Linked DNA regions of Homo sapiens: region 2 is linked to region 1. Evidence: chromatin contacts called from ENCODE Hi-C or POLR2A ChIA-PET data. All regions are on one chromosome and are shown on one strand. The core of a region is the stretch at or near the end of the contact, and the rest is flanking DNA. Distances in the headings are between cores, read along the strand shown. Region 1 overlaps GNAQ (G protein subunit alpha q). Region 2 has its middle 25 kb from the start of CEP78.

What was found. A loop is a pair of places that touch in the nucleus more often than their neighbours do. ChIA-PET counts read pairs that join two places held with the same protein, here RNA polymerase II (POLR2A). Pooled maps may share reads with other maps.
Region 2: a pooled map shows a loop between it and region 1 (2.5-fold over the local background). The contact joins two enhancer-like sites. A Hi-C loop is called at or near these places in 3 of 50 pooled maps. POLR2A ChIA-PET finds 5 or more read pairs at or near these places in 4 of 52 experiments (OCI-LY7, T-cell, activated naive CD4-positive, alpha-beta T cell and 1 more).

What each region holds. Positions count from the first base shown.
Region 1 is chr9:77,942,296-77,946,666 of GRCh38, reverse strand. The region is part of intron 1 of GNAQ (G protein subunit alpha q); the gene reads left to right. Among named protein-coding and RNA genes, the nearest start is that of GNAQ, 87 kb to the left of the region's middle. Within about 2 kb of position 1,671, at least 13 of the 41 ENCODE cell types and tissues checked have a DNase peak (open chromatin) inside an H3K27ac peak, as active enhancers do.
Region 2 is chr9:78,208,855-78,213,336 of GRCh38, reverse strand. No RefSeq gene overlaps it. Among named protein-coding and RNA genes, the nearest start is that of CEP78, 25 kb to the left of the region's middle. RefSeq lists an enhancer at 2,021-2,340. Within about 2 kb of position 2,321, at least 4 of the 41 ENCODE cell types and tissues checked have a DNase peak (open chromatin) inside an H3K27ac peak, as active enhancers do.

The sequences.
Region 1 (4,371 bases), core at 422-2,921:
TACAGAGAAGGTTTCATTTTATTTTATTTTATTTTTGTCTTATTCTGCATTGCCTATTTGAAGAGACTGGTTTTTCCAGCAGTCAGTGGTGGAGCACGACTGCTGGGTCATACGCCCAGGTTTTGCACGTTGGTTTGTGGGGTGCAGGCACTGACTGACTAGTGCTAAGACGTAATGTGCTTTTGATGGAGTTTCCTTTGCCTGGGTGTTTTTGGGGTTTTTGGAAATGTGGAATCTTAAGAGGAAGAAAACATAGTATTTATAGAGCTGGAAAATGTTCTGCTTATTCTCAATCCTTTATTGACATAGTGGTTACTCTGCTGTTTTGGTTGGCAGTGTGATTCTCTTAGTTTAAGCAAAAATTTCTTTTGTCAACAGGTAGATTACTAATAAGGATATTTTACTCACCAAGAAATTCCTAGGAACCCTTTTTCTGGACACATCAGACTTCACAAAATGTTTCTGTTTTTCTTTAGTTCCTGTTGCTTCTCTCTTCTTGCAGTATCCACTAGCAGCATGGTGGTTGTTCTGTAGATAGTGATGTTACCACTTCACCATTTGGTCCTCTCTCCTCTGCGTCAGTTAACTTCCCATCTAATATTTTGTTCTGTGAACTATTCCAGGAATGATTATCAAGCTCTCGTCCTCCACTTAAAGTAGCAAGGCATGCTAGCATTTTCTGTTTAGGACTGAAGAAATGCCTGCAATTCAGGAAGTGTGGCAACCTTATAAGTAGTGGGAAAGTTAGAGGATGTAAACTTGGGTGATTCGCATAACTTCAGTAGACCTCAGTTTCCTCATTTATAAACGAGGAGGCAGTCTAGAGCCTTTAGATGCGGCCTCTAAGGGTCCCTTGGATGAGGTGTAAAGTTCATGTTCTTAGGGAACTTCACCACTAGTACTTGGCTGCCTTTAATAGGTCTTAATGCTCCTATAAATTTAACTATATTATCCCTTTTGCCCATTTATGATTTATTAATAGCTTTAATGAATTGTGAATGACAGTTTAATTAGATCATCCATGTATAATTAGGGCAACCGGGTTTTTTTCCCTAAGAGGATATATTTTTCATCCGTGAGTATGTAGCTTACCTCTAACCTAGGTAATTAAGCATTTTAAGGCATTTTCCAAAATAAGAAGGCTTTTTCTGTTTTCCTAATAAACACTTTATTGAAAAGCCACATGCATAAAATAATGGAGGGCCGTTTTGACCTAGGTTTTGCATGTAATCATAACCCAGACAGACACAACCTGAGGCAGTACATTTAGTTTAGTGGTAACAAAGCAGTGTGGAATTTAAGAAATCTCTCTCTCTCTTTTTTTTTAAACTACTTATTTTCTTACTTTTTGAGTAAAGCAACTTTATAGCTACTTCATATCTGTTTCAAGTGCTACATTTTCAAAGCTGGCAAATAGATTTACCTCTTTTGTGAAGGTGCCACATTAAACACTTAAAAGAAGAAAATCAGCCTTATCTGATGGATGATCCCCAGTTAATAGCCCAAGAACCAATTTGTATTTGGCTTTGCGATGTGTTTTTCTACTTACATTTGAGTATGGGTGTGCCTGATATTCTCGGAATTTACAATACTTCAAACAAATAAGGAAGTTGCACTGTGAAGACAGACTCAGAAGGAACTGGAAAGCTGACAGACCTTTGTGCTTCCCCAGCCGCCTTGCTGAATTCTCTGCGGTGGGTTGAGACCCCTGGTGTTCTTGGATGGGACAGCCCACATGAGCAGAGTGGCTCTCCCTTGTTTCCTTTGCTCTCTTTGGATTTATATCCTTCCAGAACTAGCTGTTTCGTAAAGTATTTAGACTCTGAATACCTGAATTATTCAGATCTTCTTGTCACTCCAATCACAAACAGGTAATTATGGAATCACAGCTGCTTTAAAGAGGCAGTGTGTCATCTTGTGTTCACTGAATATTTTACTGTACTTTACACAGTTAATTTCACACTGGGCAAGCTAAGTTAGTGTCAAAGTGGCAGACCAGATTTCTCTTGCGTTACAATGAGTGGCAGAGGTTGGAGCAATGCCTCAGTGGAAGAAATGGTGGTTCACAGAGTTATGTGAGGGGTCCCATGAACTTCCACCTACTCCCAAACATATTTTCTACTGGGCCTGACCAGAGGGGCCTCAGAGGTTGCTGAATGGTAAGTTTGGTGGAGGAGGGAATAGGAATGGTTTGGTTTCTGGTCTAAAGAGGATATATGGGGTGAGGCGGCTTGATGGTGCAAGGATGATTGAGTGTTTTAAATGAATGGTTTAAGTGACAACCTGCATCTTGTATACACAGCTTCATAAAACAGCCTCTATTGGTTGTTTGATGGAGCCAGGTGATCTGGTATGGCGGAAGATTTGTGAGCCCCACTGGAATAATTCTAAAATGCTTTTATTATAGTTTTTGATTATGAAAGTAATTTATTTTCAAATGTACCAGATTTTTGAAATACTGAAAAGATTAAGAAAAAAAGTACTAGTATTGCCATTAGCCAGATATCCTATTGTTAATATTATGTATGTATTCTGAATGAATCAGTAGATTTTGAACAGGTATCATTCGTTCATACTGCCTGCCTGTTTTCTCTTCTAATATATGAGGAACATATTTTCTCACTATTGAATGTTCTTCTAAAGCAGTATTCTGGTAGTTGCCTAACACCACATGGGACAATTTTAAAATAAGAAGTCACTGGCTAGGCACTGTGTCTCACGCCTGTAATCCCAGCACCTTGGGAGGCTGAGGTGGGTGGATCACCTGAGGTAGGGAGTTGGAGACCAGCCTGGCCATCATGGCAAAACCACATCTCTACTAAAAATACAACAATTAGCCAGGCGTGGTGTTGTGTACCTGTAAATCCCAGCTACTCTTGGGAGGCTGAGGCAGGAGAATTGCTTGAACCCAGGAGGCAGAGGTTGCAGTGAGCCAAGATCACGCCACTGCACTCCAGCCTGGGCAACAGAGCAAGACGTCGTCTCAAAAAAAAAAAAAAAAAAAAAGTTAGTTACTTCCAGGATAAAGGTACTTTATTTTTTTTTCCAATTTGTGTAGTAGAGGAAATCAAGCTTTAATTAAGAGTGGTCTCACATGAATGTGCATACTAGAGATTTATATCATTATAGAAAGAGAAGACACTTTTGAGTTTATCCAGTCTGACTCTTGTAAATATGGGAGAATTGTGACCCATATTATTCCTGTGACTACTGAAAGTCAAACATTTTAATCGCAGAAAAGGGACTAACATTCCCAGTGTTCTTGCCCGTGTCATGTTACATTTGCAAATCTGTTACAACATATTTTTCCTTTTCTCAAGACACGTCGAACATGTGTCAGTATATACTGTAGTTAATATCTCTTAAGTTTCTTTTGTGGTTTGTAGCTTGGCTTTAAAATGATCTTGAGGCTCAAATTTGACTCAGGAACCAAAACCCCTGAGGGGAGCCCTTTCCTTGGTTCCCTGGGTTAGAATAATCTTCAAATCTATGTTGACCTGAGAGCTTTTGAGGTCAGAAATGGGTTCTGCAATGCCCAACATCTGCCTTGTGAGGTTATTAGTCTTATGTGCTAACTGGGACTAGTGGAACTTCTAAAAATAGTACTCTTTTTTCATGGATTTTGTTTCTATCCATTAAGAAGTCATCATTCCCAGCCCATTTAATGATAAATGAAAACCAGAAAGGTAAATTCACTCATTTACAGTCAAATAACCAGTTGGTTAATTATTGGATCCAAGTGCAGCAGATTTGCAAGGATTGCAAAGATTGCTTAAAATTTAATTTGTAAATGCTTGTTAGAAATTTGTAAAATACAGACAAAAAGATAATATAACCTGTATTTTTACAAGCCAGACACAGCTATTGATCATATTCTGGTAGATTTCAAGTGTCTTTATTTTTAAAAGTTTTCTACATGTGGATATTTGAAGGGGTGCAGTTGAGATAATTATGCATTACCCTTTTTTCTTTGATCCTCTACTGTGTTTAGGGTCCTGAGGTCAAGGACTATGAGGAATATATGTGGTGGGGTGTTGATTGATTTTCTACTTTTTGGTGAGTTTCCCAGGAAATCTATTGGGAATGCCTTATTATTTTTTGTTTCCATTGATTAGGACAAGGGTTACTAATGTAAAGGCTGTGGTTTTCATCCAGCATGCCAGTTCTGTTTCTGCTCTGTCCAGCCAACCATTTTGCAAGTATATCACAGTACTCACAAAGCAGAGTGATGGATCACTGCAGAATTAAGAAAAACAACTCAACCCAAAACATGTTCTGCTAATGGCTCACTAGTAAAATCATTCCATTATATAATATTCAAATTCCTTCATATAATACTTGACCACTCTCTGACATTTTCTTGTATATTTT
Region 2 (4,482 bases), core at 1,072-3,571, 270 kb before region 1:
TCTGAATGAGTGGGCCTGGTACCTACATTTTAAAAAATACGGTGTTTTCCGTACAGATAATTCTCAGATCACACTTTCAAATAGCAAGAGTCTGAAGCTGTGAGATCATGAATCTCCTTGAGAATCAAGTCTTTTCCCAGAAAACACTCATATAAACTCAATACTTTCACACAACTTCAGTGAAAGAACTGAAATTCAGAATTGGCTAGAGCCTACAAACCTCATGAACCCCAAGTTAAGCACTAGCCTTAGTAATCTCATGTGGTTTACTGAAAAGCTTGGCTCTTCCACAGAAGTGAGATGAGAACAGGCTCATTTTGAGCCCTCCCACTTGGCCTACTCTTTGTCCTTCCCAACACTTCTCAGCACAAGGAGAGCATTTTTTTTTTTTTTTTTTTTTTTTTTTTTTTTACTTTCCACAAGAAATAATCCATAATCCCCTGCAACAGTATGAGTTCCCTACTTAAGTGACATGCTTTTTCTTTAGTGCCTCCCAGTTACCTCTGTAAAAGGATTGTTTGGAAATAGGGTCTGCCTGAATGAAGCCTAGAGGCTGTAAACAAAATTCCTCTTCATCAAAGATGCAAGTAAACAATTCTGGGCCAAACTGAACCACAGAGAGGTCATCTTAAATGCCCATCAAGCCATAAAAGGGTAGCCAGGGGATTGAAATTTTACACCTGTGTAAGGCAGGGAAGTAATACTGAAGTTAAAATAAAATAGCAGGCTCATACACTTAAAGATGGTTATTAAGCAGAGGTTGTCACCTTATCTCTGTGAGAACTAGTCTTGCAGATGCCTTGAGAAGAAGGAGTCCCAGCGTGGGACTCTGAGGGCCTTGGTGTGCTGACCCTGTGGCAGGGCCATTGCCCACTACACACTAGCTTTGGGTGGGAGGTGTAGAAGTTGCAGTGAAGTCCCACACTCATGGAGCAGCTGTAGTGCTGAGAAAGTGCATTAGAAGGCATAGGTTGTGTTCAGAGATAAGGCACCCATGATACCCCTCTGAAGTCCCTTTAAGGTGCTCATCCTGCCACCTGTAAAGCATCTAAGGCACCCTGGCCCCAGGTCGGGGGATGGAACCACAGTAAGGCTGTGGTATTACTGTCCCTTGGAGCTGAAATAAGTGCCGGGTAAGATGGCACTGGGACTTGGTTGAGTCACTAAGGTAGAAGTCCCAAGGCCCTCCATTAAATTTCTCCCACCTGAAAGTCTGGGCCTCATGAAGGTAAAAACTGCTACACAGGGAAGGTGTCTCTGAAGCTGCTGGAGCTCCCTGTTGGGCTGGACCAGAGCCCTTCCGTAACCTCGGCACTCTTGCAAGAGAAGGCAACCCCACTGTATTATACTCTCATGGGCTGGAATAGGCCGGAGTCCCAGGCTTTAGCGCTTTGGGTTTATAGGGATAACCACTTCTCCAGAAGTACCATGGTTAATTTATTTCAATGACTCTATTGGCTAGCCTCCTACTGGCTCTCAACCTAGCCTCATGGACCTCTTTAATTCATAAAGGTAGGCTGGCATGGGGAGAGTATTGCTCCATTTTCCTTTGGAGATGGAAGTCTTAGTATATCTTAATTACCAGACAATGGAGTCTTCATTCCTTCTTTAGATTTGCCTAACCAAGAAAACCTCAGAGTAACATTCCAAGAGCAAAGATGAACATCTATCCTGAAAACAAATAAACAAACAAGCAAAAAAGCTGCTTTCGACTACAAAGCTACAGCAGGACACTTTCTCTGCAGTGAAATGACTGAGTCAAAGGATACGGGCATTTGAAAAGCCCTCTTTTGTGTAGCCACTATGTGGAATAAAGACAACTCATGTGATATAACTGTAAAACAATTTCTTATTTCCCAGTGCCCCTTTAACTGTTTCGTTCTTCCTCTCTCCTGATTGAAAACTCCTATAGTCCCACGCGATGATCAAAATTTTAATCTTCGTTCAAAGGTCAATCATCCTGCCTTTCCCACTGTGGTACTGTTTCAGGACAAGGTCGACTTCTCCATCCTACCCATAGCACTTTCCCTCCATCTGCCCATCAAGGCTATGATTAGGCCACCTGTAAAAGTCTGTCTTGGCTTCCTCAGGCTGGAACTGCAAGGTGGGAAAGGAAGTGAAAAGGGCGAGAAAGTTCTTATTTGATTGATGTTGTCAGTGGATGGCTTCTGCTTGCTGGAGCGTGAAGCTGTTTTTTTCTCTTATGTGCATTTTTTGTGGGTTATCATGAAAGCTGCCATTGTTGGGGGATGCTTCTCTTTCCGTTTCTTTGATGTGGGAAATGATGTCTCTTCTAGCTGGTCACTGGCAGCTCCTCTTGCGACTTCTCACCATCCAGTGACCCACAGCTAGCTTCCTTCTTCTGATGTTCTCTTAGTCTTCAGATAGCCCTCAGAAAGATTCTTGATGCTCCCAGACTGCCTGCCTCTCAAGAGTGGTACAAACCTCTTCCTCAGGAAATACACTTTCTTTGGCCACAGCCACCTCTCCTAGATCAGCTTCTAAATACTTCTATCTCACTGTGTTTACATTTCTTAGTGGGAATCAGACACAAGTATAGTCCCCTAAATCAAGCTTGTCCAACCTGTGGCCCATGGGCTGCATGCAGCCCAGGATAGCTTTGAATGCAGCTCAACACAAATTCATAAACTTTTTAAAACATTATGACATTTGCTTGCAAATTTTTTTTAAAGCTAATCAGCTGCTGTTAGTATATTTTTATGTATGGCCCAAGACAATTCTTTCAATTGTCTTTCAATTCTTTCTTTTGGTCCAGGGAAGCCAAAAGATTGGACACTGCTGCCTTAAACTGAATGTAGCACATCTTGAATTCTCTATGTGGGCTCCTTAAAACCGTTAAGTGGGAAACATCTTCTATTCCTCACCCTTGTTGAGGTATCTAGCACTCCAACATCTATCTCCAAAATCCTCCTCCCAGTTTCACCTTCAACCTCCATGTACTTCATCCTCTTTGTATTTTTAATGTGTGTGAGGGATGAGTTCTGTCATTGGTGTTCAGATACTTATTTTGAAAATTTGTATTTTGTTTTAGCAACTCACTTTGAAGTGCAATATATATTGTATCTTGATTCCTCAGTCAAAATCTTCAAGGAACAGCCAATTGCATAAGAAAGATTTGCTCTTGTTCTCACTCATAGGTGGGAATTGAACAATGAGAACACATGGACCCAGGAAGGGGAACATCACACACCGGGGACTGTTGTGGGGTAGGGGGAGGAGGGACAGATAGCATTAGGAGATATACCTAATGCTAAATGACGAGTTAATGGGTGCAGCACACCAACATGGCACATGTATACATATGTAACAAACCTGCACGTTGTGCACATGTACCCTAAAACTTAAAGTATAATAATAATAAAATTAAAAAAAAGAAAGATTTGCTCTTGTCACATAATCATAATTTCATATCAGGTATAAACCTGAAGGATTTGCAGGTGATATCATTGCAACTGCCATTTACTAGCCACCCGCAATATTCATTTACTCTTGAGATATTATTCATTGGTGGCCCTATGGAAACCAGATCCTCATTTGATTTCTCATTGATGTCGTCATTACTAAATCTTTGAAGGTATGGATCAGCTTTTCCACTTCTTCCATGAGCTTCTTGGGCTCATCCACAGAGGCATAAAAGTACTGAGAAAACTGGTTGATATGGTTACTATTTTGCTTACACCCTCAAAAAATTAAATACAATGTGTTTGTTAAAGCAAAAGTTGATTGATGACTTACGTATAATAAAAGCCATACACATTTATCACAAAAAGCCCAAATTGCAAAGAAAATTAGAAAGTGGAAAAAAGTAATGCGTGGTCCTACCACCCAAAGAGGTAATGAGATAGTCGTTTTACTTAATTGTCTTCCTTTTTTTCATAATTGTAATAATAATGTACTGATCCCTGGGTCCCGCCCCAAATATTCAGATTTATTTGGTATGGGGGCATGTTCTAGACTCAGTGTTTTTCAAAAGCTCCTTAGGTGATTGCGACATGCGGCAGTTTGAGAGCTACTGCTCTAGGCGCCTGCCATTGACTTGTTCTCCATGCTTTTACTGTATTCTTGGTTAATTAGACCATGCAGAATGGATCGTAGAACCCACTGAGAATCAACTGTAATCATAAGTGTGTGTCAGCATGAGAGGGAACAAGTCTTCTAATTACTAGTTCATACTGGATGGACATCTACATCTGGCCACTCATGATGAAGGATAATGATGGATGGGGATAAGTTGGTTTCCTTATCACCATGAGGATAGCCTCACTGCTTCGCCAATCCCCAACTCTCTCAAGGCTGGCATCAGAGACTAGTTAGCTTTCCATGTGGGAGGATTTACAGCGAGTGAAATCACTGTGGCAGTCTGACTCTCTAGTAATCACAAGTCATAGTTACAAGGGTTTTTTAAATCTAGTGGCAACTTTTAGGTTGCACTGAACTGTGAGAAAGGAATTGGAAGAGTCT